Regions from separate parts of the Homo sapiens genome. Here region 2 is linked to region 1. Evidence: chromatin loops called from intact Hi-C (ENCODE). Cell type or tissue: sigmoid colon. All regions are shown on one strand.

Region 1 (8,000 bases):
GGACTAATGGCTTTCCAATATCTACTCCCTCCCTGCAGTTATATCAGATGACTAAGGAATATGAGGTTCTCCAAGGAAAGTGCTTTACAAATAAGCATCTGATTACTAGCAGACAGCCACAAAATGTGAAGACATTAAAATCAGGAGCGGGCTTCCTATAGAAAGTGATGGGCAAAAGCTGGGGCCGCTACTCCCACTTACTTCCTACATTTCTTTTATGGAACACAAAGAAAAAATAATTAAGATATTTCCAGTTATTGAATTACAGAGCAGATGCAGGAAATGTTCCTTGGATCAGTAAATGAATGTATGTCCCCATCTCTACCCACCGAGTAGGGTGAGGCTCCTTGCCCCTAAGTGCTTCAGTATATTTCTGCCTTGAACAATTCTTTCTCTTGAAATAGCTCAAACAATAGAGAAAAAGTCTCGTATGGGTTCTTTCCTGTCCGACACATGCTAGGCGCTAAGATGGCATCTGCTACAGTTGGAAGGGTGGAGCTAAAAGCAGTTCCCCAAGCAGGATGGCAGCTTGTTACATGAGAAGTGCAACCAACAGCTCCCAAGTGAAATGCTGTGGGCTTTGCAGACACAACACAAACAGCTCTGCTACCAGAGAGAGCTCAAGGGCATGAATTCCGAAGAGCAGGCTTATGGTCAGTAACAGTGAGGCTCCTCACTATATCACTCTGAGAGTTACATAAGATGGTGGATGCTCCACCCAGTTGTCTTTTCACCAAACCAAAACCAGTAAGTTATGTAACAATCCTAAAAACACCGCGGCATGAAGATTTCTTTTAAATACAGCCATGAGAAAAAAGGAATTGACAGGGCATACAAGATAGACGGTTTGAGACCTACATCAAATTAAGCCCAAACAAATCCTCTCTTTCTGAGGCTGGAAGGAAACAGAGGAGGAACTGCCACCACCTAGGGACATTTAAAATCCAGGGTGGTCTCATTACCCTGAACCTGCAGCAGAAGGATTTGCAGCTGCCAGCGAGCATGACTGGAATGATAACCACATGGTGACTGGGGTGAGCGTGAGCTCGGCAAGGATGGTGATCATCTCTAAAGACTGGGGAAACGCAAAGCAGTACCTTGGTGCCCTGGGAAGGAAACGCTTCTTCAAAATCTGCCAGGATTTGCTGTCCTAACTCAGTCTGTGCAGCCTTCACTCTGTGAGGAAGAGAGAACATATCATCACCTGGCATCATATCCTTATGTAACTACACACCGATCCACAGGGTCGGAAGGGCTGAAGTCTTTCGAGAAAGGCCAGGAAGGGTACAGAGACGTCCATGAGGTGAGAGGTCACATACTAGTTAAGTGACAGGTTGATGAGCAGGACCCAGGCATCCAAGATATTCTCAGGGTGAATCTTCTATATCCCCAAAATTCTTCTAGGCCAACCCTTTACCTGAGGTCATATGTATTAATCTTTATACAGTTCCACTGGGGGATAGTCATGCTGTGGGAAAATGTTATAGAATCACATCCACATCAAATATAAATCTAGCTGGGCGCAGTGGTTCACGCCTGGAATCCCAGCATGTGGGAAGCTGACGTGAGAGGGTCGCTTGAGACCAGGATTTCAAAACCAGCCTGGGCAACATTAGAGAGATCCAGTCTCCACGAAAAACAAACTAAAATAAAAAGTACCCAGGTGCGGGGGCACACACCTGTACTCGGGAGGCTGCGGCGGGAGGATCTCTTGAGCCCAGGACTTTTGAAGATACACTGAGCTATGATCACACCACAGCACTCCAGCCTGGGTGACAGAGGGAGACCTTGGCTCTAAAACAAAACACTAACAAACAACAACAAATAAATCCACTTTGGATTACTGGTGTAACTGCTGTCCTACTCCTTGGAGTACAGAATGGCAAGAGGGCTCCATAATGTTTTAGGGTGTTTTGTAAAAAATTATTATGGGTATATAATCATTATATATATATTTATGGGGTACCTGTGAAGTCTTGATACAGGCATACGATGTATAATGATCAAATCAGGGTAACTGGGTTATCAATCACCCCAAGTTATTTGTTACTTCTCCGTGTTAGGAACATTCCAATTCCAATCTTTTAGTTATTTTTAAATAAACAATAAATTATTAACCGTAGTCACCCTATTGTTCTACCAAATACTAGATCGTATCATTCTAACTGTATTTTTGTGCCCAGTAGCCATCCCAGTTACTCCCCGCCTCCCTGCTATGCCTCCCAGCCTCTGGGACCCAGCGTTCTACTCGCTATCTCCATGAGTTTACTTTGAAAATGTTTAGCACCCACATGAGTGAGAACATGAGGAATCTGTCTTCCCGTGTCTGGCTTATTTCATTTCACATCACGTCCAGTTCAATCCATGCAGCTGCAGTGTTTTGGGTTTCCTGTTAACCCAGAAACCAACAAGCTCGTTAAGTTTTTAAACAAATAAATGAAAAGAATGTTTTCTAAGGTAAAAACAAAAAGAGCCAAGTGACAAAATGAACTGCTAAATGATCACTAGTGAGGGCCACTGAGTGACCATTTAAGTTCAGAAGTTTGTGAATATGAAAACGGAACTGCAAGGAAAACCAGCTAGAAAGGGGAGGCCAGTACTCAACAGTGGCCGTGAGTGTACTAGGAGCTCAAGAACTGTGCGTGTACTTGAATGCAAGGGCAGAAAGGAGAAGCGGCTAGGATGGAAAGCGGCTATGGATCATACCCCACGATCAATCACGCCCCGCAATGGATCAGGCCCCGCAATCACGTCCCGCAATCGATCACGCCCCACAATCGATCGCATGCTGTGCATCCCCCACGAGCTGCCTGATGTTGGTGGCCACCGTGCACCGGCCAGCCTTGCAGAGAGAGAGTGGAACAAGATTCTCAGGCCCTGCTGGGCTTCCTGAGCCTGAGGCAAATACTGTCTGGTTGCTAAAAATGCCTTAAAAGAGCACACTTCCATTCTCGGTCTCCACCCTGTTCCTTCAGAATTAACTTTATGAAGTTTCTAGAAATAGCAACAGCTCAAAACCACAATTTCTTTGGCTGCTAAGGAGTGTCTGGCAACCTGCTGAGATTTTTTTTCAGATGAGGGGATAGGCATGACCCAAAACAATCTGTTTTTTCCGTGGCGTGGTTACAATTATACCTTATTCCAAATACTTTCCAAGGTTTTTCCAGTATCTTCAAAACTTTTAAAACCACTCTTAGAGGTGGGTTTGTAGCCTTTTGAGTCAGTTTTCAAGGAGGCCAGAATGATCCAGACGAGGCTATTACTGGAATAGCCGCCACCTCCAGATTGGAATCAGGGCCATACGTCTAGAGCTGTCCAGCAGACAATGGGAGACATTCCTTCAGCGTGAACTTTGACATGAGAGAAAAGAATAAAATTGTACTTCGGAGCTTCTTGTGATGCGCACACGAGGAGGCAGCACACAGCCTGCTGTGGTGCCAGGTCACAGGACAGCTTCCAGAGGCTCAGGCCCCCCCTGTTCCTACCCTCTTCTTGGAAGCACACACACAGCACCAGTTCCCTCCTAAGCCACAGGGAACTTATAGTAGGAACTTTTCATGGTTAGAAGAGGAAGGAGTTCTCCTCACAGGGGAAGTCCAGCCGCTAGCCAGGGCACCCACAGTCACATTCTCAGGACTACTGGCCATCTCAATGACACTGGTGGGCCCGGCTCTGCCCCTGGCCCGAACTATTTGCTACTCCATATTCTTGGTGACTCTGGAACTGAGGTGGCAGAAAGGAGAGCCTCTGGCCCAAACTATTCCCTACTCTGAATTCTTGGTGACTCTGGAACTGAGGTGGCAGAAAGGAGAACCAGAGCCTGTGACAGCACCTGGTATCACCAGAGACAAAAAAGAGGAAAAATTACCAGTCTCTGATTTGTAGACTTCCTTGCCATGCTCTTCATTTTCATTTTTTTACATTAAATTATTATGTACACCTTATTTTTTTTTATTATTATACTTTCAGTTTTAGGGTACATGTGCACAATGTGCAGGTTCGTTACATATGTATACATGTGCCATGCTGATGTGCTGCACCCATTAACTCATCATTTACATTAGCTATATCTCCTAATGCTATCCCTCCCCCCTCCCCCCACCCCACAACAGGCCCCGGTGTGTGATGTTCCCCTTCCTGTGTCCAAGTGTTCTCATTGTTCAATTCCCACCTATGAGTGAGAACATGCAGTGTTTGGTTTTTTGTCCTTGCAATAGTTTGCTGAGAATGATGGTTTCCAGCTTCATCTGTGTCCCTAAAAGGGACATGAACTCATCCTTTTTTATGGCTGCATAGTATTCCATGGTGTATATGTGCCACATTTTCTTAATCCAGTCTATCATTGATGGACATTTGGGTTGGTTCCAAGTCTTTGCTATTGTGAATAGTGCCGCAATAAACATACGTGTGCATGTGTCTTTATAGCAGCATGATTTATAATCCTTTGGGTATATACCCAGTAATGGGGTGGCTGGGTCAAATGGTATTTCTAGTTCTAGATCCTTGAGGAATCGCCACACTGTCCTCCACAATGGTTGAACTAGTTTACATTACCACCAACAGTGTAAAATTGTTCCTATTTCTCCACATCCTCTCCAGCATCTGTTGTTTCCTGACTTTTTAATGATCACCATTCTAACTGGTGTGAGATGGTATCTCATTGTGGTTTTGATTTGCATTTCTCTGATGACCAGTGATGGTTAGCATTTTTTCATGTGTCTGTTGGCTGCATAAATGTCTTCTTTTGAGAAGCATCTGTTCATATCCTTCGCCCACTTCTTGATGGGGTTGTTTGTTTTTTTCTTGTAAATTTGTTTGAGTTATTTATAGATTCTGGATATTAGCCCTTCATCAGATGAGTAGATTGCAAAAATTTTCTCCCATTCTGTAGGTTGCCTGTTCACTTTGATCATAGTTTCTTTTGCTGTGCAGAAGCTCTTTAGTTTAATTAGATCCCATTTGTCAATTTTGGCTTTTGTTGCCATTGCTTTAAGTGTTTTAGACATGAAGTCCTTGCCCATGCCTATGTCCTGAATGGTATTGCCTAGGTTTTCTTCTAGGGTTTTTATGGTTTTAGGTCTAACATTTAAGTCTTTAATCCATCTTGAATTAATTTTTGTATAAGGTGTAAGGAAGGGATCCAGTTTCAGCTTTCCACGTATGGCTAGCCAGTTTTCCCAGCACCATTTATTAAATAGGGAATCCTTTCCCCATTTCTTGTTTTTGTCAGGTTTGTCAAAGATCAGATGGTTGTAGATGTGTGGTATTATTTCTGAGGGCTCTGTTCTGTTCCATTGATCTACATCTCTGTTTTGGTACCAGTACCATGCTGTTTTGGTTACTATAGCCTTGTAGTATAGTTTGAAGTCAGGTAGCATGATGCCTCCAGCTTTGTTCTTTTGGCTTAAGATTGTCTTGGCAATGCGGGACCTTTTTTGGTTCCATATGAACTTTAAAGTAGTTTTTTCCAATTCTGTGAAGAAAGTCATTGGTAGCTTGATGGGGATGGCACTGAATCTATAAATTACCTTGGGCAGTATGGCCATTTTCACGATATTGGTTCTTCCTATCCATGAGCATGGAATGTTCTTCCATTTGTTTGTATACTCTTTTATTTCATTGAGCAGTGGTTTGTAGTTCTCCTTGAAGAGGTCCTTCACATCCCTTGTAAGTTGGATTCCTAGGATTCCCAAATTCCTAGTTGGATTTTATTCTCTTTGTAGCAATTGTGAATGGGAGTTCCCTCATGATTTGGCTCTCTGTTTGTCTGTTATTGGTGCATAAGAATGCTTGTGATTTTTGCACACTGATTTTGTCTCCTGAGACTTTGCTGAAGTTGCTTATCAGCTTAAGGAGATTTTGGGCTGAAACGATGGGGTTTTCTAAATATACAATCATGTCATCTGCAAACAGGGACAATTTGACTTCCTCTTTTCCTAATTGAATACCCTTTATTTCTTTCTCCTGCCTGATTGCCTTGGCCAGATCTTCCAACACTATGTTGAATAGGAATGGTGAAAGAGGGCATCCCTGTCTTGTGCCAGTTTTCAAAGGGAATGCTTCCAGTTTTTGCCCATTCAGTATGATATTGGCTGTGGGTTTGTCATAGATAGCTCTTATTATTTTGAGATAAGTCCCATCAATGCCTAATTTATTGAGAGTTTTTAGCATGAAGGGCTGTTGAATTTTGTCAAAGGCCTTTTCTGCATCTATTGAGATAATCATGTGGTTTTTGTCTTTGGTTCTGTTTATATGATGAATTACATTTTTTGATTTGCATATGTTGAACCAGCCTTGCATCCCAGGGATGAAGCCCACTTGATCATGGTGGATAAGCTTTTTGATGTGCTGCTGGATTTGGTTTGCCAGTATTTTACTGAGGATTTTTGTGCCAATGTTCATCAGGGATATTGGTCTAAAATTCTCTTTTTTTGTTGTGTCTCTGCCAGGCTTTGGTATCAGGATGATGCTGGTCTCATAAAATGAGTTAGGGAGGATTCCCTCTTTTTCTATTGATTGGAATAGTTTCAGAAGGAATGGTACCAGCTCCTCCTTGTACCTCTGGTAGAATTCGGCTGTGAATCCATCTGGTCCTGGACTTTTTTTGGTTGGTAGGCTATTAATTATTGCCTCAATTTCAGAGCCTGTTATTGGTCTATTCAGGGATTCAACTTCTTCCTGGTTTAGTCTTGGGAGGGTGTATGTGTCCAGGAATTTATCCATTTCTTCTAGATTTTGTAGTTTATTTGCATAGGGGTGTTTATAGTATTTTCTGATGGTAGTTTGTATTTCTGTGGGATCAGTGGTGATATCCCCTTTATCATTTTTTATTGCATCTATTTGATTCTTCTCTCTTTTCTTCTTTATTAGTCTTGCTAGCAGTCTATCAATTTTGTTGATCCTTTCAAAAAACCAGCTCCTGGATTCATTGATTTTTTTGAAGGGTTTTTTGTGTCTCTATCTCCCTCAGTTCTGCTCTGATCTTAGTTATTTCTTGACTTCTGCGAGCTTTTGAATGTGTTTGCTCTTGCTTCTACAGTTATTTTAATTGTGATGTTAGGGTGTCAATTTTAGATCTTTTCTGCTTTCTCTTGTGGGCATTTAGTGTTATAAATTTCCCTCTACACACTGCTTTAAATGTGTCCCAGAGATTCTGGTATGTTGTATCTTGTTCTCATTGGTTTCAAAGAACATCTTCATGTCTGCCTTCATTTCATTATGTATCCAGTAGTCATTCAGGAGCAGGTTGTTCAGTTTCCAGTAGTTGAGTGGTTTTGAGTTAGTTTCTTAACCCTGAGCTCTAGTTTGATTGCACTGTGGTCTGAGAGACAGTTCGTTATAATTTCTGTTCTTTTACATTTGCTGAGGAATGCTTTACTTCCAACTATGTGATCAATTTTGGAATAAGTGCGATGTGGTGCTGAGAAGAATGTATATTCTGTTGATTTGGGGTGGAGAGTTCTGTAGATGTCTATTAGGTCCGTTTGGTGCACAGCTAGTTCAATTCCTGGATATTCTTGTTAACTTTCTGTCTCATTGATCTGTCTAATGTTGACAGTGGGGTGTTAAAGTCTCCCATTACTATTGTGTGGGAGTCTAAGTCTCTTTGTAGTTTCTAAGGACTTGCTTTATGAATCTGCGTACTCCTGTATTGGGTGCATATATATTTAGGATAGTTAGCTCTTCTTGTTGAATTGATCCCTTTACCATTAAGTAATGGCCTTCTTTGTCTCTTTTGATCTTTGTTGGTTTAAAGTCTCTTTTATGAGAGACTAGGATTGCAACCCCTGCCTTTTTTTGTTTTCCATTTGCTTGGTAGATCTTCCTCCATCCCTTTATTTTGAGCCTATGTGTGTCTTTGCACATGAGATGGGTCTCCTGAATACAGCACACCGATGGGTCTTGACTCTTGAGCCAATTTGCCAGTCTGTGTCTTTTAATTGGAGCATTTAGCCCATATACATTTAAGGTTAATATTGTTATGTGTGAATTTGATCCTG
Region 2 (8,000 bases), 120 kb before region 1:
TAGCCACATATCAAATCCTGGCTCACTCCTCACTACTCACATATCGAATCCTGGCTCACCCCTCACTAGTCACGTATGGAATCCTGGCTCGCCCCTCACTGGTCACGTATCGCATCCTGGCTCGCCCCTCACTGGTCACGTATCGAATCCTGGCTCGCCCCTCACTGGTCACGTATTGAATCCTGGCTCACCCCTCACTTGTCACGTATTGAATCCTGGCTCACCCCCTTACTAGTCACATATCAAATCCTGGCTCGCCCCTCACTAGCCACATATCAAATCCTGACTGGCTAACCCCTCACTAACCACATATCAAATCCTGACTGGCTCCACCCCTCACCAGTCACATATCAAATCCTGGCTCGCCCCTCACCAGTCACATATCAAATCCTGGCTCGCCCCTCACCAGTCACATATCAAATCCTGGCTCGCCCCTCACCAGTCACATATCAAATCCTGGCTCGCCCCTCACCAGTCACATATCAAATCCTGGCTCGCCCCTCACCAGTCACATATCAAATCCTGGCTCGCCCCTCACCAGTCACATATCAAATCCTGGCTCGCCCCTCACCAGTCACATATCAAATCCTGGCTCGCCCCTCACCAGTCACATATCAAATCCTGGCTCGCCCCTCACCAGTCACATATCAAATCCTGGCTCGCCCCTCACCAGTCACATATCAAATCCTGGCTCGCCCCTCACCAGTCACATATCAAATCCTGGCTCGCCCCTCACTAGTCACATATCAAATCCTGTCTCGCCCCTCACTAGTCACATATCAAATCTTGGCTGACCCCTTACTAGTCACATATCGAATCCTGGCTCGCCCCTCACTAGTCACATATCAAATCCTGGCTTGTCCCCTTGCTAGTCACGTATCAAATCCTGGCCGACCCCTTACTAGTCCCATATGAAATCCTGGCTGACCCCTTACTAGTCACATATTGAATCCTGGCTGACCCCTTACTAGTCACACATCGAATCCTGGCTCACCCCTCACTAGGCACATATCCTTGGGCCTGTCACTTACCCTCTTTGAGCCTCCAAGTCCCGTCCACTAAACGGAGCTTAACTTAGCAGGAATTTCATCCGATGAGATAATGTATCCAGGACACAGTAAATACACAGTTACCTTTTCCTTCCCACCCCACCAACATGTACAGATAGCACTGAATTGCCCAGGCCCTCTCATGACCTAAGATACCACATGCAGGCCACACAGCAGCTGGACTGTGCAGCCAGGGCCCAGGGCTACCCCAACTGACCTCCACTCCCCTCAGCACCCTCCTCTGGCCTCCGAGCTAGCCAGCTGCTGATCCAAAGCTCTGGATCCTTTAGGGCTGTGCAAAGATGTGACAGGCATGGGTATGAGGCTGTGGGGGACTCTGTGTGTAAACTGATGTTTCTTTGTATAGCATTTGATATTCGGTGTGGGTATGAGGTTGTGGGGGGCTCTGTGTGTAAACTGATGTTTCTTTATACAGCATTTGATATTGGGTGTAGGTATGAGGCTGTGGGGGACTCTGTGTAAACAGATGTTTTCTTTATATAGCATTTGATATGTATTCCATTTGCCTTCTAAAGCCCTCCAGTGGCTGCTCCAGTTGGTCCACTGCAGTGCTTGATTTTGTGAAGAACCCTGTGGAATGTGGTCTCTGGCAGCTGAGAAGTGCCTTCCTTTTCCATCAGCGCAAGGCAAACACATGAAGGGAGCTGGGGTTTCTTGCCACCATTTCACCTGAGACCCCTGAAAGCTGCAGCCCACACTGCAAATACTTTTCTTGGCCCTGGAAGTAGAGGGAAGTTTGTTGAGAAGCTGTTCTTAATTTCTCACTTGTTGAAAAATTACCCAAAACAGGAGGCAAGACAATTGTGCAAATTCCATTTGATGACTGAGCAGAAGCTCCCAGAACCCTCGGATGAAGTGAGCAGCATTCCCAGGAGGCGGGACGTTGGACGCTATTTTTATTTTAACATCTCATATTGCCCCAGGTTCTCTGAGTCAACACCCTCAAAGGGGACAGACAGAAACAGAAAGGAACTTTTGGGCTGATTATAAGGATTCAGCTGGCCTTGGGAAAAGTCTAAACATCTTTGAAACACAATTGGAAAGTAATCCAAACAGCCTGTGAGCTCAGGCTTCCCAGTTAGAACTGCCTGTCCCAAGTTAATCTTGCTTAGTTTTTTGGGGGGCATCATACCTAAAGAAGAAGAAGAAGAAAAAAGGCAAGAATAAGTAAAAGGAAAAAAAAGAAAAAGAAAGGCAGGCAAGAATTTTTGTCCCTGTCGGGAGAAGAGTCTGGTCTGTGGACACCAGACACCTAAGCAAGTTTCTTGGAAGGGAGGCTTTGGCAACCCTCGCAATTCGCATTCACAGGAGACATGCCCTATTTTCCACAACAGGCAGCCTCGCCACCAGCCCCAGGAGGGAGGAAGCTCTCTTCTCAGTGTCTGCAGGTTTATCCCTAAATGCTACGGAAGCAGCAGCTGCCAGGGGAAGGGGATACTGCTCAGTCTTTTAAAACTCTCGTGTAAGCTTGATATTACAGTCATGACCTAAAAAGGCAAAGACCAGATATGCGGAGCTCGCTGCGGATGTAGCCTGCACACGGCCGCAGGATTTGTCACCACTCATCCATGTTTAAAAAAGCCAGTCCAGGCAAGACAGCCACAGGCTCCCGCCCACAAGTGATCACGAACACACTTCACACTGCCTTATGGCAGAGCAAGTGCATATAGCCCGGTCTTGTGTGACCTTCACAGCCAATATTCATTATAATCCCCTCTCACCAATATTGAAAATGGATGCTCAGGGGATCAGTGACTCGCCTGGTGTCAAAGTGCCAGGTCCAAATCAAGACCTGCAGATCAAGTCTTCTGTGGATGCTTCCAATCCCAGGCTGCTTTCATTTCTGATGGACACGTCCTTCATGTCCCACAGATCCATGGATCGCCGGCATCTTCCCTCCTGTTCACATAGGTGAGAAGGAAGGAGCTGGCAGGCAATGCCCTTCCAGGTGGGCTACAGGGAAGGTTCTTTTCTCATTAGGTTGATCCCTTGGCTTCCCTAGTAAAGTGGGGAGCTGTTGAAAAGAAAGAATGGAAACGAGGTAATGATCCTGGAGCCTAATGGAAGGGCCGCAGCCAGTTTTCCCCTGTTGAAAGGACACAGGACTTCCCGAAGAGTTTTCATGGCAAAAACGTCCAACCAGCTACTAAGGAAACAGGATGGACTCATGCGTGCAGGAGAGAAATCACTAAAGGACACAAGACTTCCCAAAGAGTTTTCATGGCAAAACGTCCATCCAGCTACTAAGGAAACAGGATGGACTCATGCGTGCAGGAGAGAAATCACTTGGCCGTCACTGGAAGAGCAGGCTGTGATGGGAACGGTAAGGACAGAGAAGGGAAGGTTCACAGGATAGAAATTCACAGGGCAAGTAGGGTTCCAAGTCAGAAGCAAAACACTTTACACAACATTACAGACAGGCTCCACTGCAACTGGGCAGGTCAGGACTGGGCTCAGTCGGCCACATTCTGCTCCCACGCGTTGCTTCCTTAGACTGTCAGGGAAGGGAGAAGGGCAGCCACCAGGAGCGGCCAGGGTCACGGACTTGCTACTTCTTTCCTAGAGTCTGTTCTGTTTTCTGTCAGCAGTAAGGAAATACATTCTAGCAAATGACATCCAGTAATGCTTTAATTAACTGCAGTATTTTGTGCTCCAACATGCAGGCAGAAATCACTTCCAGATGGAGAAAATGAAAGCTATTTACACAAAGAAGCAATCCCTTTATTTTAAGGAAATTTATATCTCCCAAAGGTGTAGAACTTCGAGGGTCCAAGAGGCTATTCTGATGAATACTAAAACAGGACTGGGAATTTTTATTTAATATATAAAATGTCATCGTACCCTTCATGTAGGCCAGCATTTCAGGTGTCCATGTTTCTAAGGCTTTTGCTTAAATTGCCCATTGGAGCTCTATTTTATTTTTAGGAATCTGACTTGGAGTAGACGAGAAGTGTGAGACACTTGCTGTCACCCTCAAGCAGGCAGGTTGTTCTGAGTGCTCTTCCTAGCGAAGGAATCCCATTTCCAGCAGGTTATTCCGAGTGCTCTTCCTAGCGAAGGAATCCCATTTCCAGCAGGTTATTCCGAGTGCTCTTCCTAGGGAAGGAATCTCATTTCCAGCAGGTTATTCCGAGTGCTCTTCCTAGGGAAGGAATCCCATTTCCAGCAGGTTATTCCGAGTGCTCTTCCTAGCGAAGGAATCCCATTTCCAGCAGGTTATTCCGAGTGCTCTTCCTAGCGAAGGAATCCCATTTCCAGCAGGTTATTCCGAGTGCTCTTCCTAGCGAAGGAATCTCATTTCCAGCAGGTTATTCCGAGTGCTCTTCCTAGCGAAGGAATCCCATTTCCAGCAGGTTATTCCGAGTGCTCTTCCTAGCGAAGGAATCTCATTTCCAGCAGGTTATTCCGAGTGCTCTTCCTAGCGAAGGAATCCCATTTCCAGCAGGTTATTCCGAGTGCTCTTCCTAGGGAAGGAATCTCATTTCCAGCAGGTTATTCCGAGTGCTCTTCCTAGCGAAGGAATCCCATTTCCAGCAGGTTATTCCGAGTGCTCTTCCTAGCGAAGGAATCCCATTTCCAGCAGGTTATTCCGAGTGCTCTTCCTAGCGAAGGAACCCCATTTCCAGCAGGTTATTCCGAGTGCTCTTCCTAGGGAAGGAACCCCATTTCCAGCAGGTTATTCCGAGTGCTCTTCCTAGGGAAGGAACCCCATTTCCAGCAGGTTATTCCGAGTGCTCTTCCTAGGTAAGGAATCCCATTTCCAGCAGGTTATTCCGAGTGCTCTTCCTAGGTAAGGAATCCCATTTCCAGCAGGTTATTCTGAGTGCTCTTCCTAGCCAAGGAATCCCATTTCCAGCAGGTTATTCTGAGTGCTCTTCCTAGCCAAGGAATCCCATTTCCAGCAGGTTATTCTGAGTGCTCTTCCTAGGGAAGGAACCCCATTTCCAGCAGGTTATTCCGAGTGCTCTTCCTAGAGAAGGAACCCCATTTCCAGCTGTGCACATGCAGCATTTCCCCTGGCATTCTTTCAACAGGGAACCAGGTCTCCTCATCCGATGGCAATTCAGGAAGGGTTGGTGTCATACCCTGCATCGAGCAGCAGCCTCGGACCTGCCCCCACGCTCTGCGTGCCCTGTACTGGTCATGCTGGTCTCAGCTTGTCTGCTCTCAGTCCTGTCTGATCTGCACAGAGGAGCCACCCTAGACATAAGAAATCAGGCACCCCTTCTCGGGGGTGGGCAGAGCCCTGGGTACTGGCTCTTTGTTCTTCGAGAGAGGAAGGAGTGGCGGTAGTTAGCTTCAATCCCTGAGCTGGGTTTGGAGATCAGAACACCTTGTCCATTGCGGCTCCTGTTTCATTGTTAAGAGTCCACACAGGATGTTCTCTGGCCTGGACACCGCTAAGCCAGCTTTCAGACAAGTCCCCTCAGTAAGAGCAGAGTGAACTCTTTATTGATTATACAAATTACCACTATTTATTTTAAACCCAAAGTGACTTCAAAGTTGTTTTTTGGTTTTTAAAGGGGCTACAGAAAATGGACTGAGGGGAAGGAATGGGCACAATATCTAGGTCTAGCTGAATCACAGAGCTGTTAGCTGCTGCTTTCATCCACAGGTACTCCTTTTACCTTATTATTTTTTAGAGAGTCTTGCTCCGTCACCCAGGCAGGAGTGCAATGGCATGATCTCGGCTCACTGCAGCCTCTGCCTCCTGGGTTCAAGCGATCCTCCTGCTTCAGCCTCCTGAGTAGCTGGGATTACAGGCGCCCACCACCACGCCTGGCTAATTTTGTATTTTTAGTAAAGACAGGGTTTCACCATGTCGGCCAGGCTGGTCTCGAACTCCTGACCTCACATGATCCACCTGCCTCGGCCTCCCAAAGTGCTGGGATTACCAGTGTGAGCCACCATGCCCGGCCTATTTTTTAATAGAGATGGGGTCTCACTCTGTTGCCCAGGCTTGTCTTGAAGTCCTGGGCTCAAGCAATCTTCCCACCTCAGCCTCTCAAAGCACTGGCATTACAGGTGTGATGCCACAGTACCCGGCCTAGGGTGCCCCTTTGATACGTTATTTTTGAAGTGATGTTAATAAATAAAGCTTCTGCTTGGGGGTTGGTCATCAAAACAAGAAGAATCCTCATCAGTATGGAGAGAGCCCAATCCTGGGCATGGTCCCCACCACCACCAAAAGTCTTTTTTTTTTAACTGAGTCTCACTCTGTCTCCCAGGCTGGAGTGCAGTGGCGGGACCTCGGCTCACTGCAACCTCCGCCTCCCGGATTCAACTGATTCCCCTGCCTCAGCCTCCCAAGTAGCTGGGATTACAGGCACCCGCCACCTGCCTGCTTTTTTTTTTTTTTTTTTTGTATTTTTAGTAGAGATGGGATTTTGCCATGTTGGCCAGGCTGGTCTCAAACTCGTGACCTCATGTGATCCGCCCACCTCGGCCTCCCAAAGTGCTGGGATTACAGGCGTGAGCCACCGCGCCTGACCCAACACAAGTTTAAAATGAAAGCTGTTATCAGTAGAGAATCTTCACCACGTTGGCACCAGCTCAAGTGTAGTGTCGGCGCACTTTTAGCTTAGAGTCAGAAAAATAGACATGTATGAAAATGCGTGGCAGGAGCCCTTCCATAAAGCAAATCTCTCTGTTGCAGTGGTTCTTAACAAGGTGTAAACGTTATAACTACCTATGGAACTTTTAAACCTGTATGCCAGGCCCCATCCAAACTTACTGACTCAAAATCTCCGGGCATCTGTTTTTTTGTTTGTTTTGAGATAGAGTCTCACTCTGTCGCCAGGCTGGAGTGCAGTGGCGTGATCTCGGCTCACTGCAATCTTTGCCTCCCGGGTTCAAGCGATTCTCCTGCCTCAGCCTCCCAAGTAGCTGGGAGGTGTGCACGCCACCACACCCCGGTAATTTTTGTATTTTTTGTAGAGATGGGGTTTCACCATATTGGCAAGGATGGTCTCAATTTCCTGCGCTTGTGATCCGCCCGCCTCAGCCTCCCCAAGTGCTGGGATTCCAGGCGTGAGCCACGGCGCCCGGCCGGCATCTGTAGATTTTAAAAGGCCCCAGTGGTTCTGATGCACACCCCCAGAAGAGAAACACAGCGTCTCTACACAGTACTGAGTCCCCATCAAGGAGACATTTAACAGAAACTCCTACTGACATCCATTGGTTCCTTGGGGATTACTGACAATGTAACAAATCAAGACAGCAACTTCCCTGGCTGTGACCACCAACTGTGGAAAACAGCAGCTTGATAGCTCAATGCTGTGATGGAGCCGTCCGGAAAACGACTCCTCAACAATGAACCAAAAAGAGAAGTGGTGATCTGTACACAAACGCCAGGAGTGACAAGAACCAGGTGCAGGAGTCCACTGGCTTTCCCAGCTCTCCTGGGTTGAGGACAGACGGCTGAACTGGCTGTGCTATTTGGAGATGGGCCCCACCGCCCCTTTTCAACTGTACGGCTCAGGCTGCTTAACCATAGCAACTCCATGGGCTGGGGTGGGGGCATCTACAGGGCTTCCTGGGGGCTCTCCCGACTGCCGCCCCCCGCCCTTGTCTTATTTGGAATCTTTTCCTAATAGACCTCAACTGAAGGCCGCATCTCCTTCTCGCAACACTTCTTTTCTCCTCCGCATTCTCAAATTTGAGACGCTTGATGCGTGAGAGTCAAACCAGCTAGCAAGGACAGCCTGGAAGCCGATGAAGAAATGACACTCAGGATCAGAGCTGGACGGCATCGGGGAGAAAGCCTGGCAGAGAGGGCAGGGGCACAGAGCAGTGGTTATGTTGGGAAACAAGGTGGGGATGAGGAAATCAGGTTTCCAGGCAGATTTCCAAACCTTATTCCTACTGTACGGCTGTTACAAGTTTTATGGATTTTAAGGAAATTTCCTCTATCCTGAAAACTTTTTGAGA

What was found. A loop is a pair of places that touch in the nucleus more often than their neighbours do. Peaks named below come from ENCODE experiments on the same cell type or tissue, not always from the same donor. Only the 100,000 strongest peaks of a DNase experiment are listed, where the experiment ranks them.
Region 2: a loop joins it to region 1, with 3.0 times the contacts of the local background. A loop is called at or near these places in 2 of 110 quality-filtered maps.

The regions. Positions count from the first base shown.
Region 1 is chr17:630,453-638,452 of GRCh38, forward strand. VPS53 (VPS53 subunit of GARP complex) reads right to left here. Exons shown (of 22, transcript NM_001128159.3): 8 at 1,098-1,176. Among named protein-coding and RNA genes, the nearest start is that of VPS53, 80 kb to the right of the region's middle. In sigmoid colon, no CTCF peak of the experiment used is centred here; a DNase peak (open chromatin) is centred at 3,469; H3K27ac peaks cover 237 bases.
Region 2 is chr17:509,542-517,541 of GRCh38, forward strand. VPS53 (VPS53 subunit of GARP complex) reads right to left here. Exons shown (of 22, transcript NM_001128159.3): 22 at 1-8,000. Among named protein-coding and RNA genes, the nearest start is that of VPS53-AS1, 9.2 kb to the right of the region's middle. In sigmoid colon, no CTCF peak of the experiment used is centred here; DNase peaks (open chromatin) are centred at 177, 1,932, 3,580, 7,430 and 1 weaker place; H3K27ac peaks cover 1,207 bases.